3 separate regions of the Homo sapiens genome follow, and regions 1 and 3 are each linked to region 2. Evidence: chromatin loops called from intact Hi-C (ENCODE). Cell type or tissue: PC-3. All regions are shown on one strand.

Evidence for each region. Hi-C counts contacts between places; a loop is a spot of excess contacts. Peaks named below come from ENCODE experiments on the same cell type or tissue, not always from the same donor. Only the 100,000 strongest peaks of a DNase experiment are listed, where the experiment ranks them.
Region 1: a loop joins it to region 2, with 6 times the contacts of the local background. A loop is called at or near these places in 2 of 110 quality-filtered maps.
Region 3: a loop joins it to region 2, with 8 times the contacts of the local background. A loop is called at or near these places in 54 of 110 quality-filtered maps.

The regions. Positions count from the first base shown.
Region 1 is chr9:22,306,090-22,308,589 of GRCh38, reverse strand. No RefSeq gene overlaps it. Among named protein-coding and RNA genes, the nearest start is that of DMRTA1, 140 kb to the left of the region's middle. In PC-3, CTCF peaks have their summits at 196 (motif pointing left) and 1,362 (motif pointing left); a DNase peak (open chromatin) is centred at 1,379.
Region 2 is chr9:22,243,236-22,245,735 of GRCh38, reverse strand. No RefSeq gene overlaps it. Among named protein-coding and RNA genes, the nearest start is that of DMRTA1, 200 kb to the left of the region's middle. In PC-3, CTCF peaks have their summits at 851 (motif pointing left), 1,210 and 1,409 (motif pointing right); no DNase peak of the experiment used is centred here; H3K27ac peaks cover 1,335 bases.
Region 3 is chr9:22,451,236-22,453,735 of GRCh38, reverse strand. DMRTA1 (DMRT like family A1) reads right to left here. Exons shown (of 2, transcript NM_022160.3): 2 at 1-2,500. The coding sequence ends at 1,825. Among named protein-coding and RNA genes, the nearest start is that of DMRTA1, 5.7 kb to the right of the region's middle. In PC-3, CTCF peaks have their summits at 926 and 1,128 (motif pointing right); no DNase peak of the experiment used is centred here.

The sequences.
Region 1 (2,500 bases), 63 kb before region 2:
GTTTTCATATTATGAAACAATTCACTGGTCATATTGATTTCAAAATTCAAGGTATATTTCTCATTGTGTTTAATTAATATATTGATTATTCCCTGAAAGATTAATTCATTTTGAAAGGGTTGATGAACCCAGGTTCTGATTTCACAGGCAATAGTGAATACTCCTTTGTGTAGACACTTTGGGAGGTAGCCAGTTGCCCTCTCCTGGTAACAAACTTGAACTCATTGCATTTCATTTAATTCAAACTTCAACCCTATGACTTGGCATTTTGTGGTTTGTTTCATTACTGATTTACTAATAGCAAAATATGTCCTTGTTAATGGTTGGTGAAAAACAACCATTATTTTCCTTTAACTATTTGTTTTTAAAAGATATATTGCCTTAGTAATTTCAATGTGAATTGAGCCAAAAATGTATACTTTGAAATGCATTTTCAATTTTATTATAAAATTTAATGAGAAAATTCTATTTTATATGATACCAACTCAATTTACAAAAAGCTTTTCTGGAAAATAAGCATTCCATGAAATAATTAATACTTACAATACATTGACTGGATTTATAATTGTACCTACTTTTCAATTGTAATATAATATTTATAATAAAATACTAGTAGCCAAAGTTTGTCTCTTCTATTGACTATGTTGCTTTACATGCAGATGGGTTTGTTCTTTTTAGACATCTCCTTTTGGATCATGTTTGTAGACCTTAGAAGTATGCCACGTCATAAAATGAATAACATCAAAACTGAGGACCTCTCCCTCTGCCATTGTTTCATGCTGCATTCTACCCATCCCAATTCTCCACCATACACACGTTCAGTCAGACACACACACACAAACACACACACACAACTGGTTTCTTCATCTCTGACAGTCCACAGAATTACATCAGATAATAAGCATGTTGTTAAATGTGTAAGCATATACCTCTACTCTACTCTTGCTCTCTGGATGATTAACTGAATTCAACTGTGATCACAAATGCCTAAACTGTGATATTCCTAGCTATCTCATAAAGCAGCCTGGGCTAAGTGGAGTTGGATGACATTAGTGGATAATCATCTCTCAATGCTCTTTTCTAAGAAGAGAATATTTGGAATGGGTGTTAAGCCAGAAAGATTAATCTGGAAATGATTGCAGCAGTTACTTTTCCTTTAAGGGAGCTGGTTAAAAGGGATTCTAGCCAGAATTTTCTCAGACACTTTCAACCACACTAAAGGAGTTAACTTTGTATTCCCCAATGATTTTTCTTGAAGGAATTTATTTCCCTTAATCCATTTTCTTCATCACACCTCACCTCCCAAACTACTGCCTGTTTTGAATAAGATATTAAAAAGCTAACCAGTAGTGCCTAAGAAGTGCATGAGCTCCCTCTCGTGGGTCTTGGAAGTTACTTCTGAAACTTGAAGCTCCCACAACTGAAAGTCCAGGTGGAAGAATTTGTAATTTAGTCTTTGTCTCCAAGAGAAGGTGTGATGTCTTGGCCCATCTTCGCCAACTAACAATTCATATTTCAAGCTATGCTTATTTTCACCAGCTACTTCTCTTGACTCTTCAAATTGATAGAAGCATTATTAGTATGAAAAATAAAAGTTGTATTGAAGATTTATTTATATAGCCTCAACATTAGTAATTCGGTTGCAACAATAAATGCCTGCCATTTGCTTTACTAAATTTACATTTTATACAGTATATTTTGTGTAACACTATTTCATTTAAATTACACAATAACTCTGAAAATGTGGTATTATCATTCTCAGTTTCAGGTTTGGATTAAGCAGGAAACAAAAATAAACCTGCATCTTCTGGTACCAAATCCAAAATTCTTTCCATCCAATCCTTTCCCTTCCACATTCTCAGTCTTGCAATTCCTCCTCACAGGGTGAGATTATTTCTCACGTTTTAAAGTCTAGGATCACTGTCCTAATGTCTCATTTTTCAAAACTTTTATGCCAGATATAAGAGAGTAAAACTTTTTTTAAAGCCTGGCTTAGAAGGCAGATGTTTCTAATTTTTAAAAGTAAAACAGTTAAAACTAGTATCCCTCTCTAAAGTGAAAATATTTTTAAACAACAATTTAAGACAGTTTTGGTAAGTACGGGACTATGTTTGGGAACGTGTTTGAAAACAGTCTCCCAAAAATTGGACACTTAAGATTTTCACTCCTATACTCCTTTTTGTTTGATTATGCAGAAGCAACTACCAGATTTTCAGGAAATTAGGTTGAAATCTCCTTTATGCAAACAAGGTCATTGACTGAATCTTGATCAAATGATAAATGATACCCGTTACACACCAGGAAATGCACTGCAAGGCTTATTACAGGGAGCTAAGTGACATTTTACTTATCCCCTGACTCCCCCAGTCCAATTTATATATTCCTACAACCAGAAGCCATTATTGAATCTGAAAACCAACTCTTTCAATTGCTGAATGTGTCCTTGCATAGGTTATTTGACCTCTCTGAGACTTTGTTTCCTTGTTTGTAAAATTAAGGT
Region 2 (2,500 bases):
TAGAGGACACATTTCAGGTCTCCAGTAGTCTGTAATTAATGAACATCTAGTAATAGTCCATAATTAGCCAAAATCTATAGAATTCAAAAACACATGCTGGACAAAAGCATAAAGAACCAGTCAATGACACAGATCAGAATAATTCAGGGGCCAAAATTATGAAAAATTCAAATGAAAATGTGTCTTTCAAGTTGGTGCCTGTTCCTTCCATTTAATGGATGAAGAAAATGAGACCCCAAGAAGACAGGTGACCTACCAAAGTCATAAGGAAAGTCAAAAGCAGAGTCAAAACTATTATGGTTATGATTCTGCTTTTGACTTTCATGTGAACTTGGTAAGTGTAAAATTGGTTATGTTGAACCAATTGCAGTTGCTGATATTCACTGTTTTAATGTACAAAAATTATTTTTAAAACAAAAAAAGAAAAAGGAAAGAGAAGAAAAAGAAAACTTCCTCACTGCTAGTCCAGGACCTTTTTTCACAGAATGCCAGACCTTCGGCGTCTGCAACCACATTGCACTTAAAAGAAAGGAGGGTGAGGGTGGGAGGGTGAAGAAAGATTTGGGGTTTTGAGTCTCAACTACCAAATAGAGATTTCACTTAAATATTTAAAATTGTTTCTAAGTGTTGGGAAACTGAAAGAAATAAAGTATAAAACTTTTCCACTTCAAAAATAATAAGGTAACCAGTAGAGCAAATAATTCACTGGAGAATGAATGTAATTAAATAATTGATGCGAATAATGCACCAGTTTGCAATCTTTAAAAAAAAAAAAAAAAAAAACAACTTCAAATTATTTTGAGTACGATCAGAGGGTTGGTAACAGTAGTTCCTGCTTCTTTGGAGTTTCCCTGCAAGGCTTCTTGGCTCCACCTAGTGTCAAACAATCAAAAAACACACCATTAAATGGCAGAAATCAGCATAATTGTACTGCTGGTTTCTTCTTTTCCTTAGAAAAGCAAGCTACCACCTGTAGAATTATTAGCCTCTTCTGCCTAACTAGAAGCTGTGAACGCATTTAAATTTATTGTAAACTTCAAAGTTTATGGCAACCTTCTATAGTTGGACCTGTCTATACAATCGTATTCTGAAAAAATGAATTCAAAAATGAATAAATTGTATATTCAACCCAATATATAATTTTTTTATTTCATTCCATAGACCTTACTGAGCACCTCCTTTGTACCAGGCAATGTACAATGGACTAAGGACAGGAAATAAAACATAACATTATTGTGGGGAAGAGAAATAAGGAATCAAATAAAATGGAATATATTAGGTGCTTATTGACTGAAATGATTTTTAGTAATAATAGGTGTCCAAGTGAAGATTAAAGAGAAAAAGCATAGCTTGCAGAATAAACAATCTTGTGATAGCTTTTAAGCACAGAATGAGAGCCTTCGAAGAGCTGAATACGGCAGGGGGCGCTGAGAGATGGCAATAGTTCAGAGGTACGTTCTGAAGTCAGATGGGCCTAGTCCTGACTCTGCTATTTCACTTCTCTGTGATTTGGTTTTCACATTTGTTAAACTGGGATAATAATAGTATCTCTCACATTTGGTAGTTGTAAGGATAAACGAAATTAATACACAGAATGCACTTAGAACAGTGCCTGGCACATTGTGAGCTCAACATCACCGGTTGCATCTATTTTCGCTGGAGTTTAAATGCTGTGGACTGAAATGGGAGGCAGTCACCAAAGATGCATAAATTCTCAATTTGTGGACAAATGGGAACTGACACCCTTCTCTCTCCATATACATGTTCTATAGTGGAGCAAGCTCACTAATGCTTACAACCAGAAGTTTATTTACGGTGGGGAAGTCTAGAGAACCAGCTGCCTCAGAGGTAATCACTTTCATCTTTCAGCCCTAGTATGAGAAAAATTTCTGCCAGAACTTCTCTGTATACCTTAAAGTGACCAAGGACTCAGTGGTTACTTGAGGCCAAGAGTCTCAGAGTGGAGAACTCTATGGTTCTCGCAGCCTCCTCTTTGCCAGGACAGAGGGTGATTGACAGGGCAGACACAGAAGTATGACAAAAGACCACAGTTCCAGAGGAATTATCTCTTGTATCTGCCAGAGTTTACTTTCTGATGTTTCTTGCATCTTCTGATACAGTCTTGTATTCCTTCTACCAGGAAACAAAGAAAGAACCAAAAGAAGGGGAGAAAAAGAAGAGAAAAAGGAAGAAGAGAAAGAAGAGGAGGACAGAAGCTAATATATATTGAGTGCTTATGTCCTAAGCATTTTATATGTATCAATCTCCTTTAATTAACACAACAACCCTATGAGAGAGGCCTATTATTATTTACATCTTACAAATGAGAAAACTGAAATTGAGGCCCAGGGAGATTAAACAACTTACCCAAAGTCACACAGCTGGTAAGTGCAGCAGTGTATTTCTAATACTTTTTAACTACTACACTTACTGTTTTTCATGAACCTTCCATCCTCAAAGGCCCTCAGAATGATGGACCACCCAGTCAGGCTTGCCTTCC
Region 3 (2,500 bases), 210 kb before region 2:
ACCCAGTGAAATTGTATGCAAAACTGTGTGTCTGTACGCCATTTTGTAGAGTTCTTCAGTTTTATCAGAGTCTCAAAGAGATCTATTATATATAAGAGTTTCTTACTCAGTATATATGAATTGAATTTCAACTACTTGCTAGACATTGTACTACGGTTTAGGCTTAGAATATAAAACTTTTTTATAATAAATGAATATTGAGTACATCGAAATTTTTCAAGATCTGCTTTCTTATATTCACACCATTAAAATTAATGCATAACCTAATAAACACATTTACATCCTAAATCAGCATCAGATACTCTGAAGTAATTTAATATCACATTTGCTGGCAAAATATTCCTTGGAAATACATTCTTACTGGCTTCATGAAAAACGCCTCCATGATAATATAACCTATAGGGGTTTAATGTATGTCTACATAGACTTATATATGTGCATATAGATGCATACACACATACGTATATACATATAATTTAAAAAATCTTTAGTGAGTCATGCTGCTTAAATAGTTTAAACAATCTCTAATTCATCAACTATCTTTTACCACCAGTGGGCTTCCATTTATTCCTAATAATAACAATGAAGCTACTGTCCTTCAAAAAAGAAAAATGATGACATACAAAGAAAATGTCCTAGAAACTGTTTTGTAAGCAGTTTCCTCAGGGACTTTCCACTGACTGAAATAAATAGTTTTCAAATGCGCCAGAGGGAGGACAAAAATTATTTTTAAAATTGCAAGAATACCTCTGAAACTTCATGGCAGTTTTTCCCCTTTGGAAATCTTATATCTCTCCTCAGTGCATTAAGCATCAACTATCTGCAGTTAATAAATATTTATTTGAGCAGCTATTTTAGTTTTCTGAATAAAATTATTCTTACCTTTGAGAATGGCTGCCATATATTCTTGTCCCAAACTTTTAAGGATATTTCCCCAGATACAGACATAAGCACACTTAAAGACTGCAACTCTCATCCACAGTAGATGTGCACTTTACAGTATGGAAATTTTAATGTAGTATAATCCAAAATGACTATTTGAAAAAAAAATGGTTATTCTCCGGAATCAATGTTTCTAATTCATATACTCTACAGAGCTCAGTTGCAATTGGCGATAGTGGCCAGGAGATGGCGCAGTCTTATTTCCTAAAATTTACTTCATAGACACAGTGTCAACTTTAAAGAGAAATGTTTTTTAATGGCACTTGTTTTCACTCATGGAAGCTAAGATTGAAAAATAAAATACTCAGGAAATATAAATTCAAAATGCTCAAATGTTTTATTTATTACGAATCACCCATCTGCAAATCAAATGCTTTAAAAATACTTTGAATAACTTTTTTCTTTCCTATGAACCAGGAATAGAAGAAACAGTTTTGAAATGGTAATTATTTAGAATTGCCTTAATTGTTCAGTTCTTCCTTTCGGTTTATATTCTATTCTATTATGCTGTATTGCTTTACACTTACAAATGTATTTTATCACTAAAAATTCCACTTTTCAATAAAATAAAAACTAGTTTTAAAATAAAAATGTTTACAAATGATAATTTAGGGAGAAAATTCATTAAATATTTCCTGAAATAGCTTTATTCAAGGCACATATAATGTTCAGATTTACTTCTTTCACTTGATAAATCCTAATGAAGAGTTTTCAGATCTAAGACCTATTATATTGCTTGAAAAAAAAAAAACCCAGCATTTTAAGACCTCATAATCCACTCACATACTTACTGAAGTATATTAATGGATGTGTGTGTATGTGTGTGCACGTGCATGTATTGTATGCTGGAAAAACTCCAGAAAGAGAGAATGGGCATATACATTACGGATTGTCCTGATTTGGTCTGAAGTACAGTCTGCCACAAGTTATTGAGTCTTTACTGGAAAGGTAGGAAGAATCTCTAATCATCCCTGAAAAGGCATAATCCAAAGCTGGCCGAAAAGGTAAGGTTGGTACTAACCCAGGTGTTAGGTAGGGTGACATAAAACCAGATAACCCTCTTCCTGCAGAAGAATATGCCAGCCTTAATGGACTGATACCTACTCTAGGATTTACGCCGTAGAGACTTGAATCACCTCCATAAGAAGCAGAAGTAGTTTGAAGAGGAGAGAAAGCTGATTTATTACCTAGAGTTCCAAAACCAATTCCAGCAAGACTAAAACTTGAAGCTCTCTGAAAGGCTGTGTTTTCCAGTTCTTCTGAGTTTGCTAGGTTCCTGTTGTCTGGCTTGTGTTCTTTGCCATTTAAAACCTGTTCAATGGCTTGGACCACATCCCCTTTGCAGAACCGTAGAATGCCTTCTAGCCGGCTGCGCCTGTAATTTGGGAAAATCTTAGTAAGGATATCAAGAGGATCTCTTGGTCTTGAGGACACTGTCGGAAGGCTTGCCTTGGTCGCAGTCAAGTCTTTGACCCATTCACTTTCATTTCCTGATTCCAGATCAGAGGATGATAAGGACCTGGGACTCTCTTCACCTCCTGATTGCTCTCCAGGATGA